2 separate regions of the Homo sapiens genome follow, and region 2 is linked to region 1. A link is a loop called in an ENCODE intact Hi-C map of the cell type or tissue named here. Cell type or tissue: heart right ventricle. All regions are shown on one strand. Links, peaks and the distances in the headings refer to the core of each region. The heading gives the core; the rest is flanking DNA.

Region 1 (8,995 bases), core at 2,320-7,319:
GATGCGATCCAGATCTTGAGCCCCTAGTGCGGGGAAAAAGGACACATAAGGTATGCCATGTGTGCAGAAAGAAATTTACAATGTTTACAAATAAAACAACTGTAGATATGATCCTTACCCCTAATTTTATTTTTATTAGAATATAAATATAACTTTAAGACTTGAACAGGTCTGTCCTATTCAAGGACAAGTTCCTCAGGTTCTAGGGAAAAAGAGCACACACATGTAATCAACATTGGAGATTAGGTTGTAAACCATATTCTTGGATCAAGAAACACAATGTCATCCCTGTTGTGTCCACCACTTCTGAAAACAGTCTGCTCAAGCTGTGACCTACAGTGAAACAGCGAGATGATATAGATACTATCATCAAATAAGCATTTAAAGTGCATTGCTATTGGTCATTAGAATGTGGCTGTTAGGTGACCATGTACTGACTGCTGAGCATCTTCTCTGTGTGCCCTTAGGCCAATTGCTTTTAGAGCTTCAGTTTTCTCACTTGGAAGATGGGGATGATGATAATAATAGTACTTATTGCACAGGACTGTTGTAAGGATAAATGAGTGAATATACCTAAGGCACTTAAACACCGTCTGGCACACAGTAAATGCTGCATAAGTATTCATTTTTATTACTAACAACTTTCTTGTGATCCTTCCTGTCAATCTCAGAGGAAGACATGCCTTTCTAAAACAACCTTTCTTTTACTGTGGCTTCCAGTTCCTTCCTAACTTAGAGGGAACACATTCCCTATATTCTTAAACTACTTTCCTTATTTCACTCTCCCACTTAGGAGTCCAGCATGGCTCCTGATGCCCAGAACATCAGGTCTAAAAGCTCTGCTCAGAATCCAAGCTCGTCTGCAGTTTCTTTCCAGCTTACTTGCCTAACGACATTGCCCACCACTTTCTACCACAGAATCTCTCGTAGCCTTGGTCAGTCTCATCTCAATACCCTGCAGATGGGCTGCTTGTTACATCAAGACCTGAGCTCCTAGTATTCCTCCCACCCTCCTTTGAATGAGTTAATCTCTAGACTTTGTCTAGAACACATTAGACTATCAATAAATGTCTGCTTTTCTCCATTTCTACATATTTTCTTTTTCTAAGCCCATGTTTATGGTCCATAACAGATATAAAGGCATGTATTGAACTTTTATCTTTACCAGTCATATACTAATAAAATGTGCTATGTGAATCCTTTAGAGTAAAACAGAATAGAAAGTAAATGAACTATCCTGGAAGCGATTATATTAGACGGCCAATTAAGTGCTTTCCCAGTGAAACTCAGCATGAATTAGCAAGTGTCCCCCACTAGGGGATTTAGCATTTCTTCAACTCAAACCGATATCTTCAGATTCACTTGAAGTGTTGCCAATAGTCCTATTACTTTGTGGTTTTACAAAGCAGATCATTAAACGGTCACTCTTAATAAAGCTTATTCTTTGACAAACAGGCTTAGTGACACTGAGCACTTGAGGGATCAAAGAGATGGGGAACTACCCTCACCCAATGCAGGAATTCCCTTAGAAATGTTCTCAAGAGATGAACATTTAGCCAATGGCCACGTAGGATTATTTCCAATGATAGAGAAGATTATTACTTGTGAAAATAAATGAACTTTAAAGGAAGTAAAATTTAACTCTGTCACTTCCCAGTTGTGTGAGTTTCACCAAGTTTTTCCTTGGCATCTCAATTTCCTCATGGATAAAGCGAGATAACAATATCAACTTTACTGGCTGGTAATACAGATATAAAGTCTTGACTTCTGCACTGAGAACATAATGACCACTTAACAGTAAATGGGCCCCTTAAGAGGCTTCATGTGCCATTTCTGAACAAAAATATGTGATAGAAATTTCTTTTTTATATTTGAGCTTTGATTTACCTCCCTGTAACTTCAACCTATTTGATCTAGTTTCCCCTGGAGTCACATACTCTTTTCCCCCTGCCATTTGAGAATTCATTTCTGAAATATTGCAAAGCAGCTACATTATCATTATTAGCATCCTCATTACCATCTGAAAATTATGTGCAACAGTCCTTGTCATCATGGACTTTAAAATTTAGCTGGGGAGGTAGCTTCTCCTTGACTTTTTTTAGGGTAAAAGATGTTCAACTCCACAGCCATTTCAGGTATACTGTTTATCTGTCTGGTACCCAGTAGGGCTTCAATTCATGGCAGTTGTTATTATTATTTTCATTATGATCAAGCATGGTTTGAAACCCTTAAACATTCTAGTCACCCTGTTCTGTGACTGGCTAATATCTCTTTAAAATTAGGTGTCCAAAATTAATCCAAATAGCTATTGCTTTACCTGTATAGAATATACAGAAAGCAATTATTACTACCTTTGATAAGGACTCCTAACTAATGTGATCTTTTTTTAAAAATAGACGGCTCATTATGCCAGCTTTTATTAAGTTTGAAGTTAATTAAAAAACTGCTTTGAAAAATCATATGCACTTCTATATAAGTCAAATCTTTTCTATTTGCTATTTAAATGCCTATTTTGGAGCTAAGGGTAGGACGTCATATTTATCTGGTTAGTTACTTTTAAAATTTAGCTCATACTAGGAACTTTTCTGAATCTTTTAAAATTCTTAAGTTGTCACTGGAACTTCAAAAATCTTTCCTAGTTTCATGCCCTCTGTAAATGTGACTCGTGGGGAATGAGCTCTCTAAGATGCCCGATAACCAGAGACAGAGAGACTTTTAGAAATACCTGAATGCTAAATCTGCCTTTGCTCCCAGATGAGGATGTACTTTTATTGGTGCTAAGTTTGGCTCAGCAATCAGGAGAGTCTCAATATCTGTAAATAATCACTTAAAAGAAAACATTAGGGGCACAGATTATTTGTGTAAGTTCTTCAAGCATAATGATTTAAGCTCCAGATGAAAAAATGTTTGTGATGTGGCACATAGTTAAGTTTCTCAGTTTCTGCAAGACCTTACCCTCTGAGCACAGTAACCCTGGCACCTCTGCACTTTCCTCTGATTGAAGTCCTGGGGGAAATACGGCAAAGGTGCACTTCTCCAGGATGCAGTAAAGAGGGATGTAGAGATGCTGCTTTGGGCCTGAAGTGCACTGACTGCTCTCTCCTGTCGTATCACTGTGTGGACTTAACTGACCCTGTGTTTTGTTCAAGAATCAGGAAGAGGTCTGTAGGTCTATAAATGCTGTATAAATTCTTCCTGGCTGATGATGTAAGCCCTGAATATTAAAAGGGATGTGGTGAACAATACAATTTAGTGTGTCAGATATAGCAGCACACAACCGTGCACAATCAATGTATGTGTTAGCTGCAGGATCCATCCAGAAAGGGACCAGAAGAAGCTGGGCTGAGATATGATACATAGCCTCTTACTCTGTTTATCTGCCTTGTCAAAATAAATGTATTTTTCTTTGCCCCAGCAAACAATGAACTTAACCCAGTTTTACATGTGTGGTCTTTTCTTGAAAGTTTATAAACCCAAAAACCTACTTTGGGATTAGTTCTGTGTCTTCATTCGAGTCATTGATTAAAACCAAGGACCAGAACAGGTCCACAAACAGAGCCTTCCAGGATACTACTAGACGCCTTCCTCCAAGTTGATAGACCCATTAGTTGTGGCTTTAGACATGGTCATGACATCCCCCATAAATCTACCTAACTGTATTGTGACCCAGTCCACAATTCCCCAACACATGCACAGTCCAACAGCTTTGGTCAATATCTTGCTGAAATTAAGGTTAATTTTTATCAGATGGTATTTTTCTGATCTAGCAGTCTGGTAGTCTTATTAAAAAGCGTATTAGCTGACTTAATTTATCTATTAAAAAGATGGAATTTAAATAAATGAGTAAAGAAATAAAATCAGCAGGGCAATCTTTGCTTTTAGTATGTTGATATGTCTAGAATTACCACTATATTTTGGCCAAGATCTAAAAAACATCCATTTTGTTATGAAACTTATAACCAGTTCATACCCTAAACTCCAAAGAATCTATACTTTTTCTTTTTAATAAAAAAGTACAGAATTTTCTCGTTACATTTTTTTTCAATGTACTCTTCATTATTTTTCAAAATAATGGATAGTGGTTGTTTTCTGAATTATATCACTGGAATATAATTCGTTAAATCTGGTGATTCAACTGATCTAAGTGATTTATTAGTTTTGCTTCATACTAATACAGTGGGGGATGGCATACATAATTAAGAGTTGAGATAAATACTATTTTCTCTACTTCTACATATATTTGAAACTTTTCATAATAAAAAAACTAAAACAAATTTATTTAAGGCAACTTAGTGCTCTTGCACCGTCTCCTCAAGCCTCTTGTACCCATGTCATAGTTGGAAGGAAGTAATAAATAGGACAGCAAAGACACAGATTGTTTACACTGTTATCAACAGCAGTTTTTCCTTTCTTTAGCCCTTTTTGAAAAGATTCTCTTTCTTCTCTTCTCCCTCTGTCCCTACTTCCCTCTCTCTCCCTCTCTCACTCCCTTCTTTCCTTCCACCTTTTCCCTACCCATTCATTTGTTCATTCAAACAACCAATCAACCAACAAATCAACGAACCAGTCTTATCTAACTTTTGGTTTTAGCTTTTGCACTCTGAACATTTTCACACAATTTTTGTATGTTTTGCCTTTTATATTTTGATAGCTCATTATATAGCCATTTTTGATAGCTCTATTAATATATAGCCATTTTGATTCTTAAATATCTCATTCATTTAAAAGTTTTGCTCAATACATATTTCCAGAATAAAAATGAAGCCTATGATGAACCTGCTGCCTGAACTCTGCCACGCTTTATCATTGGCTCTGTGTGTGTGTGTGTGTGTGTGTGTGTGTGTGTGTGTGTGTGTGAAGGATGGAGGGAGAGAGAGAGATACTGAGAGAGAGAAAGAGAGAGATACTGACAGGAAGATAAAGGAGTTTGGGGGTAAAAAATGATTGCTACCTTAGGTAGCTGAGTGGAATAGAGTATCCCTCATTGAGCTAAGTAAGGTACAAACAGGGAGGAATAGGTTTGTTGATGGGTGAAGATAGTTTTGGGCTAAAGAGTTTGAGTTGCTTGTAAGATGTCCAAGTAAGATATCCACAGGACAGTTGGATATAAGGATTAGAGCTTTAGTATATTCCAGAAATTATCAACAAGCACACAAAATGTAGTAGTGTGCGTGACTGGGCCAAGATTGCCAACAGGAGACTCTGTGCACAAGTAGGGCTATTCTATATTTCTAGCGACAAAATGAGGCACAAACTTGGGAACAGGAGTGCTCTCCCCACTTCTGAGCTGTGCCCAGCTGCTTGGCAGTTGTTCAAAGACCGCAGGCTTTGGGAACACTAGAAGGCAGCCGCCTTGGCAGGGATGATAGGTATTTTTGTGATGGGCACTATTAGTGGAGTGACAATGAGCCCTCCTCAGACTGCTTCATTAGCAGAACACTTGAAAACAAGTAGGCAAGGCTGGAAGGGAAGTTTAGTTTATGTGCTGCCTATTTTGGATAAGCTGGCTCATGAGAAATGAGAGTTGTTTTGGGGGACTCTGAACACTCAAGGGTTATAGCAATAAAGGTAAAGGCTTGAGAGAAAGACAAATTGTATATGGAGACAACTGGTCAAGAAGAAATCTTTAAATTCTCTGACTTCAGTGTCTACAGGGTACTAAGAGACAGAAAAAGAGAAGTAGAGGGGACAGAAAAAGCAGGAGACTATGTTAGGGTGATGACATAGAGAGAATTTCTGGGGTGGCGATCCATGGTGTTAATATCTTAAAAAGACTGAGGAGCATGAGAAATGAAGAAGCAAGTGAAAACAGTCACCGTATCCATGAACCTACGGTGGTGGGGTCATTCATGTCATTTTTCTGAATTTTTGAGATCGGTTTTCTTAAACTCATAGTGTGCGTTTCAAAATCATGCCCTAGGTTCCTTTCCAATCGTGCATGTGCCGACTTCAGCCAACACTCTCAAGGATGGCCTGCCTTCAAATAATTCAACAGTACTTAGGCCGGGCACAGTGGCTCAAGTGGTAATTCCAGCACTTTGGGAGGCCAAGGTGGGTGTTTCACTTAAGATCAGAAGTTTGAGACCAGCCTGGCCAGACATGGTGAAACCCAGGGTGTCTCTACTAAAAATACAAAAATTAGCCAGGTGTGGTGGTGCACCTGTAGTCCCAGCTACTTGGGAGGCTGAGGCACAAGAATCGCTTGAACAGGGAGGCGGAGGTTGCAGTGAGCTGAGATCGCGCCACTGCACTCCAGCCTGGGCGACAGAGTGAAACTGTGTCTCAAAACAAAAGCAAAAACAAAAGCCAAAAATGGTATTTGTTGAGTAGTTTCATTTGCCTCCTTTTGATTTCAAGTCCTGTCTCTGCTGACAGGCCGGTGGCATCACTCTCATTTCTCCCCAGGACCTTCCTTACCTTGTTAGGCAGCCTTCAATGTTCTCAAAGTGTGTTTTCCAATCACTTCCCTTCCATTAAAACCTACCCATCCTGTGCCCAATCGGCTTTTAAACAAGGCTTGATTCAGCATCTAAGGGGAATGGATTTGAAGGTACATGTCCTAGGTCTGTCCCTAAAAAGGAGTTCACAGCAGTGAGTGTTGTGGACATGTTCACAAGTAACTACCATATAAGGCTAAGTAAATGTGCTCTGAGAGTAAAACAACAGAAAAGGAGAGTTTAATTCCAAGAACAAACAATTTATTCTGTTAAAAGACAGTCTGATAAACTTATTTAAGCTGCTAAACTTATATGATGGCTGAAAAAGCCAAGGTGAGGATGATGTTTATATTTAACTAGAGGGTTTTTTTGTTTTTTTGTTTTTTTCAGCTTTAATCCAAGGTACTAAGCAAACTGATAATTAAGGCATTATTGTGAAGAGAATTTTTGGTTAAGGGAGAACTTGTACAGAATTTCTTAAATCAAAGTAGGTGGTCACCCAATTTTTTATATAAAGCTATTTTTTTCTGTTTGTTTTTTAGTCTATGCTTCTCTTAATTTCATTTCTTTGCTGTTTCTTCCTGCTTCTGCTGCTTATAGTAATGAGCTAAGAGTGAATGTTTAACACATATGTGCTGCAATCACCTGAATTTGCCAAACTTTCTTATCCATTTTTCTTATCAATTGCTCTCTGTTCTTTACCTTTTCTAAGACCTAGACCTCCTCAACTTGCCTAACTTTAGATAGACTTCTTCCTTGCTCTAGGCTTCTGACCTCTGTTTTCTTACAGCATTTACTTTAGAAAACTTTTCATTGTAAATTCTTTCTCTGCCCCTTTGAGATGTAAATATCTTGCCAAGTTTACAACCCAGGAATGTCTTTCTCAAGAACCTGGGTGCCAGCCCTTTGAAATATAATAATTGAAGGACTTATCACCTCTATCTCCAAGTCTTATCAGGAGGGTAGAAGCCTAACTTTTAAATGTGACAATTAGCAAACAGATGGCCTAATCACATTGACCAATCTCCTCCCTGAAGTCCTCCAGTATTTTTCCCCAGTGCTTAAAGTACTTCCTGCCTTTTCTTCCAGGGAAGTTGAGTTCAGTCTTTCTCCCTTGTTGCAATAGTCTTGGATAAAAGTCTTCCCTGCCTGTTTAACTCTGGCCATTACAACTTTTCTTTCACATTTCTAATTTCTAAAGCAAAGAATCTCATTGGCACTTTCTTTTGTTGTTTTTTCTTTAAATATTTCTATATAATACTTAGATGAGAAGATTTACAAGTCTAGTCCTTTTTTGCTCCCTGTCTAGAAAGCACAGATTCCTAGAAGTTACTTTTTGAATCTTGATGTCAGTCTTCTCTGATAAGAGTTTCCTTTCCTTTCTTTGGTGTGCTGCTGATACAGCTGGGATACCCATATATTTTTCAACCATTTAACACATTCGCAGTGATATTACCTTTCTCTTTTGTATGACAGTCTACCTGTCAAAATCAATTGCTCCCTTTGAAACCAGCCAATTGTTTTATCCAGCCGAATCCTACTTATTGTGGATGTGCCCTACTTAGTGCTGATATAAACATGTTGCTCAAACTAATGAATTATTAAGGTCAGACGTATTTAGCTGTTTTTGCCAACATTTGAGTTGGAACACCCAGGGAGGAAAGATATATATTTGTTTGGCTTGTTTATCTATTCTGACCGTTAATCACAAGAACTCACAGAACTAATAAAGCTGCAAGACATCACTGTGATGTTTCTATGAAAACACAAAGTTATAATTTGGGAACCGAATGCACAATTTTCCTAAGTCTCTGTCACTTGAAGAAAAACTTAGAGTTGTCTTATTTCTATGTCTCTAAAAATCATATCGAGCTTTCTTTGAGTTGGGCAATTTTAATCCAATAGACATTTGTAACATATGTATTTGTCTGAGCCAGGCACTATATCAGGTTCAGAAAGCACTGGGATACTTAAACTCAAAGAAGGATTTACAAAATCATTGAATAAGCATACTTTTATAGTTCTTACAGTGTGCTGTCTGATACAGTCTTTAGTGTTATAATGATAAGTTCAAATATTTTTCCCCAGATTTTATTGCCTTTTTATGGTAAATATTTTTTTTCTACTGTGTCTGAGAAGACATTGTCCCATGATGTCTTATAATATAAGACATAATTTTATGCCTTTTTAATATAAGAATGTGCTGTTGGAGGATACCTGTGCTGCTTTGGATTTTGTTTAGATGGACAAGTACTCACTAGGCTCCTTGCTCTGTTGGATTTGTAACTGCACAAAGGTCACAATTCCAGGTGAAGACACAGTACCACACATGGGGTCTAGGAAATTGGAAGGCCTGGCTGAAACTCTCCCAAACACTCTAAGCACATCTCTAAAAGTGGAAAAAGCAAGGAACACGACTGAGATTCCCCACATCAATTTTAATTTTCTTTCCTCCTTGTTAGTTCTAATGCTATCTTGGTACCACCAGATTATTGGGGAATGATAAAGGAAAATATGAATCTTATTATCTGGGACTTTCCTTTTTCTGTTCTGACCCT
Region 2 (8,995 bases), core at 2,471-7,470, 63 kb before region 1:
CAGAGTAGAATGACTTATCAGTCTAGCTATGGAACTACTACTACGATTAGCAATTCAGGGCTGGGATACTGACCGTGCACCGTGATCAAGCTGATTTACGTACAGCTTTATGAGGGAATGCTCTTCAGCCACAGGGCTGGATGCACTTATTCCCTCAGGTAACCTGAGGGAGTCAAACAATGAGACCTCATTAAAACTTCCCATGGACAGAGCAAGGCCCACTCAGAGAGGAAAGACATTTAGTGTACACAGCTTTATTGAACAGCACCCTCAAAACAGAAACCGTAGGCCAATCTCTGTGGTGACAGAAAGAAATGTGAGCTTTAAACAACACAACTGTGGTTCACAGAGAACATTCCAAAATGACTGAAAATGGGAAAAAAGGGAAATAATCATATTTTGGGTTAATGGGTACCATGCACCCTGGAGGAACCAGAACAGCTCAAAGTATTATAGGAATATTTTAGGGTAGAAGAAGTCATGTTATCCATCTAGACGCATCCACCAAAAGCACCGTCCGAGCTGAAATGATATAAAATGACCTTCAGTAAGGATGGGGTCTACCTCTGCTTGATATTTGCAGAATGCAGAGCTTCCTAATAAAAGTACATATTTCTAAACATCACATCAGGTCTTCCCTAGATAGATGCACAGACCTGTGTCTTTTACAGATTTTACAGTTTATGATTTCATTCCAGAAAAAAAAAATGGTTGCATTTGCTGGTGATTCTAAAAAAGAGTGCTAAAAGGAAGTTACTGAGGGCCTAAACCATATTATTTTACTGTGGATGTTCTGCTGTATAACTGTTTCCTTATTTCCACTTGTTACAGACCTCGTTTATACATCAGAAACCCCATTTTCTGCCATATTCTGTTTATTCTGCTAATTACAATTATGGGGAACATCTTCATCTCAGGTTCCTGTTGATGGGCACATACAGGAACTCAGAGGAAAAAAAATCAGCTGTGTTCTTAGTCTCATTGTCTTCAAATCCTCAGTTGAATGTACCAGGATATTACAGTGAAACTGGCACCTTATAAACCTCTTCAGGGAAAAGATGAATTATGTGCATTTTGTGAAATATGAGGCTGTACTTTTTTTCTGCTGAAAGGCATTTGAAATCTTATGTTCAATTACTCACTCCAATTTTCCTTACCTTTGTTTTTGCTTTCCCGTGAGCCTTCTCCATGTATTTATAAAATAATTATCTGGTGCTTGATTTGCAATATTTGATCAAATGACTCAGAGCACCTCTTGACCCTGCATATGTCTGATGCTAACTCTTAGAGAAATATTTGCTTCTCCTGTTTCTTGCTCACATGGCAATGGATCTTGTGCAAAGAAATGAGATGCAGATCCACCTTTTAAAAAAGTTCTTATTATTATCGTGAAATTACTTATATGGAAACTACATTTCCAAGTTTGGTCTTTATCCTCTAGCCTCAGGAACTCCAGGGTTCACCAACAAAGGATTCTTTTGTATCTTAGCTTTAAATAATGACACATTTCACCATTTATATAGTAACACACCATTGCATCCTGAAATTCCAGTTCTTTGACTTCAACTCTGAGGACTATGAACGTGACTTCCTTAATGAGATGGGATGCATGTGTGTCAGTAGTAAAACTGAAACATACCCTCACATTCTTACTGTGGGTAAATTATAAATGCAGGTTTCCAGACATGACATTAATCCCCAAAGCCACCCTACCCCTCTTTAAATGCATACAAATGAATGAAATTGAAAACTTATAATGGATATTTGCAAGTTAGTTTCTAGTAACAATATTCTGCCCTTGGCTTGCATGAGAATATTTTTCTTACCACAGAATCAAGGCTCATTACCAAAGAAAGGGCTTATTTTATAATAGGGTTGGAACTTACCTCCTGGTAATAAAAGGACTTCCTGAGGAGGGAACAGAGTGGGAGAACAGGGTGTCGTTCATGCTGGTTACAGGTCTGGGAGGCCTAAAACAAAACACAGGGTGAATGGAAAGTTAAAACAAATAAAAGTCACAAATTTAAAACTCTCCCTCATCCCTCCAGGAAACGGGATGGGAAGATCTGGGTTCTACCTTTCCCAGGATCAACAAGAAATCTTATATTTTCCAATTAAATTCCTTAAGTGTTTTAAAGTTACATTTCCTTGAGAATATATAATCTCAGGTAAACACTGGGAGGAAGATCTCCAGACACCATGTGAATACTGATGCATGAGCTTTGAGCCTTGATGTTTCATTGTATAATATTCTGGAATGAAGCAAGGATTTTGAAGAAGGTAGTGGCTTTACTTCTACTGCCTTCTCAAGAAGCCTTGAAGACCTGATCATTGAATCTATATTCTCTTGGAAAGAGGAAGATTCCTGAGGCTTTGAAAGGTTCCTTCTGTGTTCTCCATGATGATGGGCCTCTCCAACATGCCTGGTCTGAAAGGACACAGGCTGTAAAATCATATCATACCTTATTTGCCTTTGTTCTAAGTGAAGATGCAAGTAAGCTCCACAAGGATATATGAAGTTAGTTTCTGTTGTTTGGGTGATCCATATGATAGAGTATGTGGTGTACAGCATCCCATAAGCTTCACTTGTTTTCTTATGATAAGAGAAGGAAAACAGAATTCAATTTTCCTCAGAATTGTTCATGGTTCTACACACCAACTGCATGGAGTCTGTCTTCCTTCATCTGATTTTCATTTCATTCTGTCATTCTTTCCCCATCATGAATGTTTTAGTTCAGGTAAAATGATAGGGCTAAGATCCCTATCTCATCTCCAAGCCATTTTTACCCTTTTTTAGGTTCAATATAGGATAATGAATGGTAATATGAGATGGGACTTAGAGTTCAAAAGATGGAAAATGAGGTGGAGCATTTTCTGAATCAGAGGAAATTTCAGTTTCACTATAATTCTATATTTGAGTTTGACAGTATAGAACGTTTTGAAGATGAGACATTAATTATAGCAGCCTAAAGAATCAATTTATATTGGCATAATTAAGATCCAAATTTGTAAATGGTTTAATTTTTACCTTAGAGAACAGCTTTGGATTCTACAATGAAGACATTCTGGGAAAAAGGTAGACTTGCATATCCCAATGTATTGAATGGAATGGACCTGAAGCTCTGCAGGCTTTAAAATGTCAATACTACATGCAAAAATTCATTGAGACTTAGAATAAGTCTCTGGGGTTAGGGATAAAAGATCACAAATATGGTACAGTGTATACTGCTCGAGTGATGGGTGCACCAAAATCTCACAAATCACCACTAAAGAACTTACTCATGAACCAAATGCCACCTGTACCCCAATAACTTATGGAAAAATAAAAATAAAAAAATAAAAAATAACAAATTCATCAAAACTTTTTTCAAGGTAGCTGGTGCTAAACTATACTCTGAGATTTTGTAAGACATGTCATCTGTTGGATGAAGCCAAAACAACAGCTACTTATCTACTCTAGACAAAACTGAAGTTCTGAAAACAATCTTAGTGTTTTGCATTACTTATCTAAGACATATCTTTGATATATAAGGGAGCAACGCAAGGCTAGTTTAAAACTAATTCTGCCTTGAGTTGAACACTAGCACTTTGGAAGAAGGATGCTAATTTTATACAAATGTCCTCTGTGAATTATGAAAAGTTTGGTCTGTTAGATTTTAAAACAGTGAACAGAGTATAATATCTTCATTGTAGCTTTGCAAAGAGTTGAAAAAAATACTTGACCCCACACTTCTGATTTTGTCTTTTTTTAAAAATTTTTCCTTCTTGCTCTGTCTAAAAATGAGAAAACAAGTGGATTTAGAATGCTTTTTAACTAGCTTGATAAATGTATTCTATTGAATCTGGTCACTACAAAGCTGAAATCAAGGTTTCTCAGCAAATGGCTTTGTTTAAGGTCTACCACTGAAATGTTGAACTTTGGACAAAGAATGGCTAGCTCTGGCACCAAATGATGGTTTTCAGAGGGACTGAAATTCCTATTTCTTCCACAATCAAATGGCAAGTTACCTTATCTAACAAATGGCTCACACTGGGAATTTTGAACATATTTGGTTTTATGTAAAAGAAACAGCTCCACAAAAGAGAGTAAGTCACAATGGCCTTCTGGACAAGATCTTCACAGAGGACATTTTTATATAAGTGGCATCCTTGTGAACTGAGTGTACAGCATAAGAAGACTTAGTTCTAAACTAGCCTCATATTGCTCACTTGTTTTGTGTCTCATCCCCACTTATGATCATGATTATACATCTTTGTAAGTAGACTGGAAATGACTGCACTACTTACCAAGTATCACTTTTGGCAGCGAAGAATTGAACAGAATAGAGACCGTTAATCATGGTAATATTTACAAGCAATACAATAGCTAAGAACAAATGTCAAAATACCAAAATGTCACCACCTGCTCATTTCTATTTAAGGACTAATTCATGACTGGCAGCACCTCTCTACAAGGTGGGTAGAAAAAAAAAGTCCCTTGGCTATAGTTAAAAAAAAAATGGCATTTTCTGTGTGTCACATGCTTCATTTCCATATACAAATGTATGTATGTGTGTGTATATGTGTGTGTATTAGTACCGCAACCTGTTTAAAAATCCTATTGATTTAATTTTTTTTTTTTTTTTTTTTTACTGTATCTAAGGCTACCTGTAAAATGTTAACTTGTTACATAGTCAGACTGTGCCATATTTTTGCCATTTTTTCACATTTAAGTTGTGGCCAGGTATGGTGGCTCACACTTGTAATCTCAGCCTAGGAGTTCCAGACCAGCCTGGGTAATATAGAGAGGCCCTATTTCTACAAAAAATAAAAAAAGAAGAAAAAAGAAAAAGTTGGAACTTGAGTTTTAAATGAGTAATAAAAATATTTTCTAATGTATTGATAAAGCATTTTCCACTTATTATTTTCTTAATTTTATTTGTATCTTATAATGCTTTTGCTGCTCACCTTTGGATGCAATATATATTAGAGGACTAACAGCATTTTTTTTATTTTACTTTAAGTTCTGGGGTACATGTGCAGAACCTGCAGGTTTGTTACGTAGGTATACATGTGCCATGTAGTAAAAAAAATTTTTTTTTTTTTTTGAGATGGCGTCTTGCTCTGTCGCCTAGGCTGGAGTGCGGTGGCGCGATCTCGGCTCACTGCAACCTCCGCCTCCCTGGTTCACGCCATTCTCCTGCCTCAGCATCCCGAGTAGCTGGGACTACAGGCGCCCACCACCACGCCCGGCTATTTTTTTTGTATTTTTAGTACAGACGGGGTTTCATCGTGTTAACCAGGATGGTCTCGATCTCCTGACCTCGTGATCCGCCCGCCTCAGCCTCCCCAAGTGCTGGGATTACAGGCGTGAGCCACTGTGCCTGGCCAGCAATTTTTAACACAATCATTAAACAGCAAGATGTGCATTTAAGAAGACTGTATAATGTTCAACATCAAATTTTATATCCATGAGCTCTATAATGTTCTACATATTTCAGCACTATGTAAGGACATACAGTTATCCTTCACTTAAACATGTACATCATGGAATTTTTTTCTGAATATGTCTTTGAAGAATTTGTATTAATTTACAAAATCAACACACTTTTTCACAGTGGCAAAAAAATGTTTTATTTTGAGTCTGTGCTATAATTCCCAATGTCCAGAACCTCAGGTCATCAGTACAGGACAGAGGATGCCCATCAATATTGCCAATGCTTGCACCCCACTCACTGCTCCCTTCTTACCTCTGTCTGTAAGCTTATCTATGGGTGTAACTGATGTGGACTGGGATATTTTTGTGACACTACATCCAAAGAATGACAAAGATGTGGTTTGTACTACAATTAAAGATTGCTTAATAAATTATTTAGTAAAGCAAGGGGAAAGATCAGAGAGGGAATGAGGATGACCAAGACAGAGCTATAGCTAGAAAACATGTTTATTGCTATGTATAGTTCTAAGGAACATACTTTTAGGATGATTTTTGCTAGAGACTCAATGATAAAGTGTCTTACTATACACATTTCTGCACTATGACAATATTCCTTCTGCATAAGACCTTTATAATTTAAGTCATATTTGGGAGTAATAAATTAAGCGCATTAAGTGGAGGTGGGAGTATTGGTGTGTTTTATTTCTTAAATTTCACTTATTTCCATTGTACAGCACTGTATAAAAGTAGTGGGCTTATTATAAAATGACATGGTATGGAATGTCATATATTTTTGTCTAATTTATCAAAATCTTATTTACATACATTTGGAAGAAGTGTGAATATTCATTAATTCCATGTACATGTTCATTATAGCAGATTAAGAGAGCATTCTTCTTTGTAAATGATTAAGGCTTAATACCATTTATTTTTTCATTTCAATGGCCTTGATGTGCCTATGATAATTTAGAATAGTTAAATGAGCAATGCATTTTAAAATTAGAAATCTCAGAAAAAAGACATGGATATCTACTCATGACAATAGCATTTGAAAAAGAAACAAATATGGAAAAAATTTCTATGGCTAAAAATAGAAAAAAAATTCTTTTCTAATATAGACTTAACATTCTACATCCAGAATGTCTTGTATGTTATTTCAACAATTAAATATCTTGTACAATTTGCATTTTAAAATTAAAACTTTCATCCTGGGAAAATATGTTATCAGTGAGTAGAGATCAGTATTTTGATTCAAGGACTCTTGAGGATCTGGTAAAATACATAGAGGTTTTTCTCAGAAGACACATTTTGTACAGAATTTTAAAATCTCTCCATGGAACATAAACTAAGAACGCATTGTGAGGCTATAGCCCTCAGTTAATTCAATAAATAACAAAACAGATTATATTGCCCCGTAAGTCAAAATGTAAAAATTATTACTCAGCCAATTAAATACTTCTTTCTCCCTCTCTTTCTCTCTCTCATGCAGACACACACGTGCACACACACACACACACCACCCAATCCTAGCACCCACTGGGTACAGGCCCTGAGCTAGATAATACTCCAGTGGGACTCACTGTGAAATGGACTTTTACGTTGCAGTGCATCACGTTCTAATTCTTTGGAGGAGTGGGAAGCAGCAAAGCTCTTAGAGCCAGGCTATTCACACCCACACCCTCTATCTTCATGACACCCAGCAGCTCTGTTGAAGGCTGCTCTCTTGGGGTGAAACTCCCAGCAGGGCTGGTAGGAAATTACTCTCGGCAGAGCTCAGGGAGCACTGGCTGCTCTCACTTCGCTGTGGTCATTCATTAGCAACTTAGTGATTGTGTCTAATTGGTTATGGGAAGGAAAGTCTAGATCTTAATAAGGTTCTTAATAAGCATCTGTGAGGTAGATTTCTGCAAGTGGTTGGCCCTTTGGGACATTCCCCAGATTTATTTACCCCTGGCTTATTTTAAGGCTTATTTATAGAAACATAATTTCCAAAAATAAGCTAGCCACATTCTACAGAATTAGTTTACATTAGTTTCTGGAGGCTGAGCCCATGCCAGCTTGTAAGCTGAGAAACAGGAGCCTCCAGGCTGTGTATACTGCTGAGGTCAGAGATGCCTCAGAGCATCCCCGGGAACAAGCAAAACAAAGCCCCAAAGTATTTATACAAAGCTCACAGACGTGACCCAACACAAATCGTTTGGTGGTATTTGCTAAGGTCCATCAGAGAACATAGTTGCTGCTTCCACGAAGGTCTCATACCCACCACAGTGCCCCTTATGGATCATATGCTGAACTGCCTGAAGCATGAACTTTGCATTGTTGAATTCCTATACCGGTAGGTCCCGTCACCCACCTCTTGATGTCAACATGCAAACACAGGCCCTATGGTGTGATAGGTCCCACTGAAGTGTGGAAAACTACAGGCAGTTCATAAGGAGGCATCTGTGACTACATGACATCTAATTGTGCATAGAAGCAGGTAATGAGACTCTTTCTTCTTATGAGCCCCAGGTAACACCAAGGAAAAAATTGTTTCTTCTACCTAAGCCCCCTTGTTATCTTGGCCACCCAGGCCTGAGAGAGGTTCAAAGGCATGAAACTTCTGGGAGGTAGCAGGGATGGCTGGAAGGACTGTTTGTTGGCCCAACACCTTCTGCCACGAAACTCACACATACTTTGAAGAAAAGAATCTATGGATATTCTGATAAATTTTCCCGCCACTCCCCCTCTTCAACCTTCCCCTGCACAGGCTATGATTCTTCTAAAGTTATACAGCTTGGGATGAAAAACAAAAGTAATTTCTAGGTTTGCTGGCATCTTAAACTGGGTCTGCAGAGAAATAAAACAAACAGCTTTTATATTTGGAACTCAAAGCACATATGAAATTAAGGAATAATATACTGTAAATCATTTTTTACCACAGTGATCCCATTGTTAACTTCCAATGTGCAGACACCACTAACATCCGTATTTTATAACTAAGCTTTCTGAAATATTTTCCACCTCCAGGTGAATTATGTTAGTGTTGCATACTTTACTTGTCCAGCCTGGTGGAAGTACTGTACACCTCAACAACAACAAAAAATTATGATGGCATTACTCTGACTTTTTTTTTTAAACTAAATTAAAAATCTTGGTTGCTGACCACTGATAGGAAATTGCTTTTGTGTGGCTCCAGACATGTGCCCTTGAAGAAAATTGTCTCTATACTGGGAGGGTAGGGATACTCACACGATGTGAGCCAAGTTGAGTGGCTTCTCAGGCTGATCTGGGAACATGGGGTGCAAAGGTTCACGGCTGGAAGCACAGCTCAGGGACTTGCTTAATGCATTAGTCAGCTTCTTAGCAGGTGATTTCTGGAAAGAAGAAGGAAGGCAGAAGTGACAACAGCTAATATTTATGTAATATTTTATCAAATGATTTGCTTTTCATAATAGATATTCATTTACGGAAGAAATCCTTTTTCAGTGCTGATTCTGAGTCTGGAAGTTTGCTCAATGCTCGGAAAAGAGTTTCCGAACAAGCTGCCTCCTGCTGCTCAGTGTCAGCAAATGCTACAATAAATGGAAGCAGGCATTG

Evidence for each region. A loop is a pair of places that touch in the nucleus more often than their neighbours do. Peaks named below come from ENCODE experiments on the same cell type or tissue, not always from the same donor. Only the 100,000 strongest peaks of a DNase experiment are listed, where the experiment ranks them.
Region 2: it touches region 1 in a loop (4-fold over the local background); 1 of 110 quality-filtered maps calls a loop at or near these places.

Annotation. Positions count from the first base shown.
Region 1 is chr18:34,756,989-34,765,983 of GRCh38, reverse strand. It overlaps DTNA (dystrobrevin alpha), which reads right to left. Exons shown (of 23, transcript NM_001386795.1): 3 at 1-23. DTNA-AS1 (DTNA antisense RNA 1) reads left to right here. Exons shown (of 5, transcript NR_199046.1): 2 at 1-50; 3 at 5,921-6,051. Among named protein-coding and RNA genes, the nearest start is that of DTNA-AS1, 6.2 kb to the left of the region's middle. In heart right ventricle, for the core only: no CTCF peak of the experiment used is centred there; a DNase peak (open chromatin) is centred at 5,326; H3K27ac peaks cover 312 bases.
Region 2 is chr18:34,820,568-34,829,562 of GRCh38, reverse strand. DTNA (dystrobrevin alpha) reads right to left here. Exons shown (of 23, transcript NM_001386795.1): 9 at 8,648-8,772; 10 at 1,887-1,970; 11 at 74-163. Among named protein-coding and RNA genes, the nearest start is that of DTNA-AS1, 57 kb to the right of the region's middle. In heart right ventricle, for the core only: no CTCF peak of the experiment used is centred there; no DNase peak of the experiment used is centred there.